Regions from separate parts of the Homo sapiens genome. Here region 2 is linked to region 1. A link is a contact called in ENCODE Hi-C or POLR2A ChIA-PET data. All regions are on one chromosome and are shown on one strand. The core of a region is the stretch at or near the end of the contact, and the rest is flanking DNA. Distances in the headings are between cores, read along the strand shown.

Region 1 (5,106 bases), core at 1,472-3,971:
CCCTGCCCCGAGGCACACGTGTGGTGGGGGCCATGTCAGGAAGCAAGCCGGCACACAGATGGACATAGGACAGACCTGGATCGGGTACGGAACACAGCAGGGGCTGAGCCGGAGACTCCTGTACTGGGGGTGTGGCCGCCTGAGCCGGCAGGTCAGAGGTCTCTCTCAGGAGGCCTGAGATCTGAAGGACTAAAAGAGGGAAAGGCGAGAAGGAACAGCACGTGCAGCGGCTTTGAGGCAGGAGCATGCTGGTGTTGGGACCGACTTCACGGGCTGTGTGACCTGTGTAGTCATATGAGGTGAGCTCTGTTGTTGACCTGAAATTCCTACCTTTTGAGTAAGGGGCTGTCTGCACTTCCATTTTGCAGCGGTCCCCGCAAATTCTGTAACGGGCCCGGCTCGTGTGTTTGAGAAGCTGAAGGGAGGTCTGGAGGTGGTCTCTTACTCTCTTGGTGTGTCTGTCTCCACATTTTATCTTCTGTTTTTTTGTTCCCCAGCCCTCCCTGCGTTTTTCCTGTATGTGACTGTGTGTCTGTGTGGGTGATCGAACCGTAAGGCTTCCTGCTATTTATTTCACTTTATGCACTGCAGAAGCATTTGCGATTGCAGGAGGTAAATATGTATCAAAGACATGAGTTTTAGTGAAGGATATCTTTTTTTTTTTTTTTTTTTGAGACAGAGTCTTGCTCTGTTGTCCAGGTTGGAGTACAGTGGCTCACAGCAGCTTCCACCTCCCAGGTTCAAGCAATTCTCCTGCCTCAGCCTCCCAAGCAGCTGGGATTACAGGCGCCCGCTACTATGTCTGGCTAATTTTTGTATGTTTAGTAGAGATGGGGTTTCACCATGTTGGCTAGGCTGGTCTTGAACTCCTAACCTCAGGTGATCCACCTACCTCAGCCTCCTAAAGTTCTAGGATCACAGGCATGAGCCACTGTGCCTGGCCTATGCCTGAACAATATCTTATCAAGACATGTCTTTTAGTCATCCTCCCGCTATGGGGCGTTTCTGTTCTCTTTGTGTTTTTGCCATTTCTGAGTCTTGCTGCTGTGGGTTGGGAGTGGGCAGGTGAGAGCTGGCTTGGGGCCTGGCCACTGGAGTTAGAGGGAGCAGGGCCTGGTGTCTGTTGCCACCATCGATTGGTGATGTCTGCCTAAACACTGTGTTGCATCTGCTGGGGATGTCTGCCTTGGGAGAGCAATGGGCATGTAGGAAGCAGGTGTCACCATCTCTGTTCTTGGGGTGTCAAAGCAAGGCTGGGTGTGGACATTTGTCGAAGGAGTGGGGAATGGACACAGCCCCCAACAAGCAGATCGTGCAGTCGTGCCTGTCAGGTGCCTTGCCCTAACAGTGGAAGGATCATTTGAGGTCAGGGGTTCAAGACCAGCCTGGCCAACATGGTGAAACCCTGTCTCTACTAAAAATACAAAAATTAGCCGGGCGGTAGTCGTGCGCCTGTAATCCCAGCTATTTGGGAGACTGAGGCAAGAGAACATGTTGCCCTGGGAGCTTTTGTTAAGGGTCCCTGTGTGGCTCCCTCACGTATCAGAGTTCCAGGAACGGGTGTGGGCCCTGATAAAATCCCAGACTCATGGCTCAGTGAAGTCGCACAGCTGGACAAGCTTGGAGACCCCCAAATAACTTGCCCAGGCTACCCTGGCTTGCAAAGGGCCACTGCTCATCCAGGGGTGACGGAGCCGTGCTGGGTGCCTGGCATCCAGTGGGTGCCCAGTGTCCAGCTGCCATGTCCACTGTCCATGCCCTTATCACCTTCATGTTGTCACCATGACCGGCGCCTTAGGTGCTGTGGCTGGTGCCAGGCCCGTGAGAGCTGGGGCAGGTTCACTCAGGGTCCAGGTTTGCCTGCATCGTCCCAGAATCCTCCCATACCTGGGGGAGTGGGCTGTCAGTGGGAGCCAGTAAAGGGGCGTTGATTTCTTTCCCAACCAGAAGAGGCAGGGGCTATAGACTTAGGTGGAGCCCCTGGCTCTTTGCTGGCTCCCAGGGTTCTAACAGCTGGGCCTTCTGAGCCCTGGGGACTGGCTGCTCGTGGCTGAGCCCTTCAAGGGCATTGCGCTCCTTCTGCAAATGTAATTCCCAGTCTCCATGTCCAGGCCCAGAGCAGCCCTGGGGAGTCCTCAGGGCTCATTTTCCTGCAAGCGGGGGAGAGGGGGGGACAGGCCCTGTGGTGATTAGAGGAGGCTGCCTGCGCTCACAGGGGGTGGTTAGGCTACCCAGAGGAGGAGGCCCCTGCAGGCTGGCAGGGGGCCTGGTGGCTCTGGCCCCAGCCCTGGGCTCTGTGGCATGGAGCTGACACCACAGACACCTGTGGGGTTGGACCGCTGGACTAGCAGCGAGCCCTGCCCTTCCAGTTGGATAGCTTTTCCATTCCAGAGCCGTCAGGGCCGCAGGGCTGAGCACGCAGCTCCACGCTCCCTAGAGACTCAGCCGTCAGGGGTCACCTTTCTCTAGTCTTGTGGGAACTGTTTTTGCCCTCAGCCGTGAGAGGCACTTTTACACATAACTCAGTTGGAGCATGACTGGCACGCAGGAGAAAAACATTTTGTGTCATTTATAGGCCCTGCTTGGGCGAGACTCTGGGCCGGGAACGTCCACATGCAGCCAGTGTGGGGACTGTTTTACTCTGAGCCTGAATCTTTCTGCTTTGGTTCCAGATGCCGTGTGTAGGGTGTTCTGTCAAAGGGAGGAAAAAGCTCCTCAATGAGACAGAAAGATGCAACTGGGAGTCTGGTTTTGCATGAGGACGTGAGCGTTTCAGTTCACTTTTTTTTGTAAGCATGGTTCCCCAGTCTGACCTCAGAGCTGCCTGGAGATGGGCCCCACCCGCTTCCCGTTAATTAACAGGCTGGTGCTCGGTGTGGATGCTGGCTCCTCCGTCTCCCTGCCCTGGGCCCTTTTGAAGCTGAAGTGTTCCAGGGGCAGCTGGTGTGGAAATAGAGTTTTCTAGAGGTTTTAGAGTTGAGAAGAAACCTAAACTCTTCTTAGAAGCATTTCAAGGGTTTGTCACCAGGATGGCTCTCTGCAAATTTGAGGTGGTTCTAGAAGATCTTCCCATATTTCTTAATCCAGAGGGAGATGGGGATGGGCGAGAAACGGCTTTGTCCTTAAGGAAGTCATGTTCTGGTTGGAGGACAGGCACGGCCTAGCATTGAAGCTGGTGAGTCAGAGCCGGACCTGTGAGCGGGGCCAGAATGGGGCGCGGGCTTCAGACTTCACAAAGCAGACCACGCGGCAGCCTGGGGCTTTAGTATCCAAATGTCCTGCCCTCCAGGTTTCATTCCTTGCCGTAAAATATCACGTTAAAGGAAAATGTTTTGTTAAAAGACCACAGTCCTGTCACCTGAGCACAGTCGCTGTTCTCGGTTCCTCTGTGGCTTTCCAGGCTGCAGGTGCCCATTGGTATTGCGGCCGTGCGCCCGGCGGGCATGAATTAGCTGTGCCGCCTGGCTGCTGACGGGACGCCTCGCCTCGACTGAAAACTACCTGGAGCTGCTCACCCAGGGGCAACGTGAAGAAAACGTGAAATTCTGTCGCTTGTTGCAGCTGACAGCACGGCTGTGAGGTCCCAGTGGGCAGAGGCCTCGTGCAGGGCACCTCACCAGCCGGGATGTCAGAGCTGGCCAGAAGGAGCGGTGCCCATGGAGGGCTGCCAGTGCCCAGAGAGCCTTCCGAGGTGTCACGTTGGGCAGTGAAATTCAGAGTCGGGCAGAGGAGGCCCTGGGGTCACACAGGGATCTCCTCCAGGCTATGGGTTGGTGAGGTCCAGTGTCCGGGGGTGAAGGATAGAGGCTCTGTGGTGAGGGCTCTGGAGCTGGCCCTGGGCTAGCGGAAACGCAGGTAACGAAGGAGGCTGTGCTGGTGGGACTTGTGCCTGTTCCCGAGGGAGGCATTGTGAGTGATGTTTAGGCCAAGAGGATTCAGGATGGAAGACATGGCTTGGTTTGTAGTTGGGAGCCGGCCAAGGAGTGGTGTTGAGAAAGTGCAGTGTCAGGCAGACCCGGGACCGTGGCGGTGAGGAGGTGCAGTGTCAGGCAGACCCGGGACCGTGGTGATGAGGAAATGCAGTGTCAGGCAGACCCGGGACTGTGGTGATGAGGAAATGCAGTGTCAGGCAGACCCGGGACTGTGGTGGTGGTGAGGAGGTGCAGTGTCAGGCAGACCCGGGACCGTGGTGGTGTTGAGGAGGTGCAGTGTCAGGCAGACCCGGGACCGTGGCGGCGAGGAGGTGCAGCGTCAGGCGGACCCGGGACCGTGGCGGCGAGGAGGTGCAGTGTCAGGCAGACCGGGGACTTGGAGCACCTAGTTCCACTTGCGGGCTGACCTTCTATTTTTTGTCATCGTGTTGGGAGCTTAGGAAAGTGACTTAACCTCTCTGTGCTTCAGTTTGTCCGTTGGTAGAAAGGGGGTGATTATACTCCCCGCTCCATGGGGTTTGGAGGAAGGCTGTGTGGGTTGTGCTGAGCAGCGTGATGGTGCAGGCTGTCTGGGTCAGTGCCGAGGGAGCGAGTCTTCCTTCGGCGGTTGTAATCAGAAGTAGCTTCCAAGGCTGGGTGCTGCCAGGAGGAGCTGGGGTGGGTGAAGGGGCAGTGGGGAGCACGGCTCACACGGCCAGCGGGTGACCTGGGGAGGACGGAGGGGGGTGTGCTGGGCGCTTCAGGCGTGTGGCTCCCTTTCCTGTGGGGCGAAGGTCAGGAGGGGGGCAGGGCCTGGCTGTGTCAGAATCACTCAGACTCTTAAGACACATCCAGAGTCCCCAGCCCCACCCCAACCCAACGCACCCACTCCACCAGAAGAAACGGGGCAGGTGGGGGCCAAATCTGTGAGTTCCCAAGGGAGGACTGTGTGGGGCAGGTTGTGGGGGGCGGCGCTAGCATGGCTGGAAACATCTCGAGGTTTGAAGCCAGAGCCTCAGGTGAGACTCAAGGGTCCCTGGGACTCCCTCCTGGGTGTCTGACCGTTTATCTTTCATGGAGTTACAGGCGAAGACATTTCTGTGATGTCTTGAATTCTGCTTTTTCCTGATTTTGAGCAAATGAAAGCCAGCTGGGTGTAGGGAGTCAGGTGCCTTCCCCAAGGAAGGGGCTGAGA
Region 2 (4,702 bases), core at 1,935-4,434, 470 kb after region 1:
CCCTACTAATTGTTTGTAGAGACAGGGGTCTGGCTCTGTTGCCCAGGTTGGTCTCGAATTCCTGGCCTCAAAGCAATCCTCCCACCTTGGCCTCCCAAAGCATTGAGATTACAGGCGTGAGCCACGGGGCCGGGCCCATCTGTGCCTCTTTAACTTTGCATCGTATGCTTATATCGCTTATTTGTAAAAACAAAACAAAACAAAAGTCTTCACAAGAAAAGCTCAAGACTGGCAGAAGACAAGTGAGGCCTCTTTAAAGTGTGTTGGAGAGATTCTCGAGAGATTCTCTCCAACACACTTTAAACAAACAATCTCGAACAGCCATTTTAATTCTTAAAGCACCAATTCTTCCGGAATTCAAGTTCAGGCTTCCACCAGCAACAGAATTCTGGCCTGCCAATAATAACCATGCAGAGTGACTAAACATTTTTTCCAACAAAGGAAAAAATGCAAACGATCAAAGTGCAGAAGCAGCCCTTGGCCCGCGCAGGCTCCGGTTTCCGCCTCCCGCCGCCGCTGCCACCGCCCCTGCGCCTTTAGATTTCGGGCAGCAAGTTTAATTGCTCGCTTGGAAAGCGTCCTCGGAAGGGCACCGCCAGCAACTGCGGCTTCGCGCCCCGCCCCTTCCCCCAAGCCCCGGGCGGCGTCACGTGACGGCTGAGAAAAGTAGGGGAAAGGTCAGCAGCAGCCCCGCCCCCAGGCTGGCGCGTCCCAGGCGCTCGGATCCTGTTCCACCCGCCGTGCCCACAGAGACCTTCCGGAGCGAGTTGGCGCGCGTCCCTGTGGCCACCCCAGCGACAGCGGGAGAAATGCAACGCACCTCTCCGTGGGAAGGTCGAGCCCTGCGGTGCCCAGCTGTGGGGACAGCTCGGTGCTCAGTGCTTCTGATGACAGATGCTGCATCCAACGAGCCAGAAACGCAGGCACCGCGCTCAAGAGCCCAGGGCGCGTCTAAAAGGGGCTCACTGTGAAGCCTCAGTGAAAACTGACGGTGTTTTTATGAATGAGCACTCGGGGCCAGGGTTGGGTAAGGGCAGGCCCTCGTTCCAGGGCTCCCCGGAGGCCCAACTTGACCGCTCGGTGACCACTGGTCCGGGGCCGGGGCCAAACGCAGCAGCCGCAGCAGTATCGGAAGGGACCCAGTTTAATTCTCTTCCCCTCCAGGGTAGGCGGCTTGTTTTTAGTACCAACTCGAAACGTTATTTTGGCCTGTGCATGATGCCAACTTCTGCCACTTTGAAACAAAGTGTGTGCACTCCCAAACCTGGCCCTTTTTATTGTTTGATTCCAACTGTTAAGATAGGGTTCAAGTGCAAGGTCTAGGCTAGCAATGCTTCACAGGAAGGAAACCAGTAATTTACATGCGAAAAGCAGTCCACAGGCTCTTGGTATTGAGGCAAAACCAATCCAAAGAACCAGCTGCGAATGCTGATAGTCCCCAGACCAACTGACAGCTGGATGTTCGCTGGCCTCAGCGGTGTGCATTCTCAGCGACACTTATGTCCTCAATTTATTGCTACGTTCACTCGGTCAGAGTCGCCTTAAAGAATTTGGAAAGGCCCGGGGGTGGGGGTGCTTCCTGGCATAAATAGAAGACCAGTGCTCAGCCATTTTTTATTCACTTGGTTTGTGGCTTAGAATGAAATAAACATGCTTGCATATCTGGAATGACCAGAAACCGGACACCTGTGGAAGAAAATGGTGTAACAAAATACAACGTTGCAAAAGGTAAAACCGATTTTCATTTTATTCGGTAACTTACAAAGTTACCAGCTTCCTACTAAAATCTGCCCTTAAATATTTTATAACACACGGAGCCGAGAGGAACCGAAAGCCTGTGCCGAGTTGGGAATATTAACTTTGTTATGTATTTAACCTGGTAGGTAGTTGGGATTTTTAACTCTCTGAGTTGTTTTCTTTTTTTAAAGTAAGATCGGCCCTCATCTTTGAGTTCTGCGGCTTTAACGAAAGCCAAGGGCGGATTTACATTATAAAGACGCTGACCCATGGCCTCTCCTGACAAACCGAAAGAAGCCGGCTGTTGGCTGGCCGCGGCGGTGGCTCCGAGAAGGGGCTGCCCCGCGTGGCCCTGACCGCACCGTCGGGCTCGCAGGCCAAGTTCGCCAGGGCACGGCCACGTGACACCCCCACCCTCCCGCGGCCCCGCCGCTCCCAGCCCGGCACGACCTTGGGCACATGCTCCGCGCCCACCCGCCCTTGACCCAGCGCTGCACGGGAGAGGCTGCGGGGCGCTCCCAAGCAGGCACTGGGCCCGGCACCCTCATCCTGCTCACGGCAGCGCTCGGACCGCGCCTGGAGTCCCTGCGCCAAGGGCGTGTCCCGACGGCTGCACCGCGAGGGCGGGCATGGGGAGGGGGACCGGGGAGACGGACGCTGGGATGGGGTCAGCGGCGCCCTGCCGAATCCCGAGGGCCGAGCACCCCTCCCTCAGCCGCACTGCACCTGCCCGTAGGTGACCAACCCACGGGCGGACCCCCAGACCCAATCCTCTCCAGAGCCAGGGTGGGATGGGCAGGGACAGGAGCCGGAGGCCCTACTGGCCCCGGGCGAAGGCATCCTGGAAAGCATCCAGAGCGTCCAGCATCCCTCCCGCGGCCACCCGCAGGCTGACCGACCCCTGGGCAGACCCTCAGACTCAATCCAGTCCAGGGCGGATTAAGGAGTGGGAGACAAGGGAGCCGGTGGCCCCGCTGGCCCCGGGCCGGAGGCGTCCAGCCAAGTCCGGAGGGCCGAGCATCCCTCCCGCGGCCGCACGGGACCCGCCTGCGGATGGACCGACCCCCGGTGGACCCTCAGACCCAATCCCCTGGGGAACATGGGGAGCCCCGGCCTCTTTCTGGGTTCAGGATCTCCACAACCCCGCCGTCCGGGGGGAATACCGGGGTTCCTCTCGGCGCCCCGGTTCCGGCGGCGTCCCCCACCCGGTCCGGTTCCCGGCAGCCCCGCGCCCCGCCCGTCCCCGGCCCCCGCAGCCCGCAGGGCCGCCCCGCCACCCTCCCCACCGCGGGCGACCGGGCCTCACCGAGTCAGCTACGGAGGTGCGGCAGCGGCAGCGGCAGCGGCGGCGGCGGCGGCGGCGGTGGAGTGAACGAGCGGCGAGCGGGAGCCGGGGAAGGAGGGCCGCGGGCGAGGCCGAGCGCACCCGACGCCGGCAGCAGCGGATTGGCTGAGGCGGGTCCGGCTGCGGCGCCTGCAGGCGGGTGACTCCCGGCGCGCGGAGGGCGGGCCCGGGGCCTCGGCGGGGCGGGGCGTCCGCGGGGCTAGGAGGGGAGGGAAACTGAGGCTCGAGCGGGTGCTCGCGTCCTCGACCTCTGCCGGAATGGGGTCTAGGACGAGATTCCTCACCCTCCGAGCCTCAGTTTCCTCATCCGTAAAACGAGCCATCTCGTGGAGGCCGTGCGCATAAAATCGCTTAGCTCCGTGCCTGGCTGATCCTCGCGACTTATCTATCGGCATTGCCCCGTGTAATGCTCCAGGCACCCCCTGATGGTATTCACCCCTGACTCTTTCATGCAGACAAGGGTCGCGGGCCAGGAAATAAGTTACCCCACATCACCGAGCTGAGAAGCAACCGATCCACAGGGAGTGGTGGGGCGCGCCTGTAATCCCAGCTACTCGGGAGGCGGGAAGTCGCTTGAAGCCAGGAGTTCGAGGCCAGCCTGGGCAACGTAGCGAGACCCCGTCTCTAAAAAAAAAAGCGCGGGGAAGTGATAGATCGGACATTGGGTCCAGATCTGATTCCACAGCCCATGCCCCAAATCAGACCTTATACCACGAGTGGCAGTCATCGCGATCCAGAGGCAGCGTGGCTCCTCCTCATCTAGCTAGGATAAAAATGCCTCACTTGGGGGGCTTTGGTGAGATTTACTAAAATAATTCTTCCAGCGTCAAGAACATAATAGGTGCTGGGAGAGGAGTAGCTGGAGGCCAGGGCAGAGCGACCGAGAGACCCTTGTGCTGGAGCTCGGGAGAGGGGCCGGGAGCGGGAACTGAACATCCACCGGTCCCAGGAGTCTAGGGCGAGCGCAGCTGCAGGGGACCCAGGGGGTTGAGGGGGAGGGAGAGGGGCCCCAAGCGTAACAGGAGGGCCAAGGGGGTCTTCCTGACCGGGAGCCACCCCTCCCCTATCTTTGCCCGCAATGCTTCCAGGCGCGAGCTGGCGGCTCTGCATACAGCAGGTGCTCCATAAATGCACCGATGTTATGAACAAAGACTCTTTTAAACCTCTTTTATGAACCCTGCTCTTTTTAAGTTCGACCACTTCTTCTAGTTATGAAAAAATCCATGTTTGCAACCATCCTTCTTTCTGTATCATTTAGTTGTTACCGCAGAAGAATTTAGAAGAGAAAATGAAAGTTCTCCTTTGATCCCGCCCCCCACCACCGCTGCAGTTAACTCTCCCTGCGGTTCCCGGGCTCGCTGTTTTAAAGGAAGGCTAGGATGCAAGCTGTCTGTAAGGCTGTTTTGTTTTCACTTGGCTTACGTCGTAGACAGGTCTCTGCTGGGGGACGGAGATGACCACCGGCCTTCCCAAGGCTGCATAAGATTTCCTTTGACTATGCTGTGATCCATTTACGCGGCCCCCATTGGACAATTAGGGCCTCCTCCCCGCCCCCCACCCCACCATTGCAGGTATAAATAAAAGCTGCGTTGGCCGTCGATGTACCTCCTGGAGCTCCTG

Evidence for each region. A loop is a pair of places that touch in the nucleus more often than their neighbours do. ChIA-PET counts read pairs that join two places held with the same protein, here RNA polymerase II (POLR2A). Pooled maps may share reads with other maps.
Region 2: a loop to region 1 is called in a pooled map, with 9 times the contacts of the local background. The contact joins the promoter of CPT1A here to the enhancer-like site in region 1. A Hi-C loop is called at or near these places in 2 of 37 single-sample maps with no recorded cell type and 5 of 50 pooled maps. POLR2A ChIA-PET finds 5 or more read pairs at or near these places in 3 of 52 experiments (H1, OCI-LY7 and activated naive CD4-positive, alpha-beta T cell).

Annotation. Positions count from the first base shown.
Region 1 is chr11:68,368,195-68,373,300 of GRCh38, forward strand. The region is part of intron 5 of LRP5 (LDL receptor related protein 5); the gene reads left to right. Among named protein-coding and RNA genes, the nearest start is that of LRP5, 58 kb to the left of the region's middle. RefSeq lists an enhancer at 3,041-3,090. Within about 2 kb of position 2,722, at least 17 of the 41 ENCODE cell types and tissues checked have a DNase peak (open chromatin) inside an H3K27ac peak, as active enhancers do; they include OCI-LY7, where a contact is called at or near this core.
Region 2 is chr11:68,838,732-68,843,433 of GRCh38, forward strand. It overlaps CPT1A (carnitine palmitoyltransferase 1A), which reads right to left and starts at 3,185. Exons shown (of 19, transcript NM_001876.4): 1 at 3,044-3,185. RefSeq lists enhancers at 1,211-1,370, 3,579-4,104 and silencers at 2,024-2,303, 2,354-2,453, 2,714-2,793, 3,004-3,053, 3,074-3,433.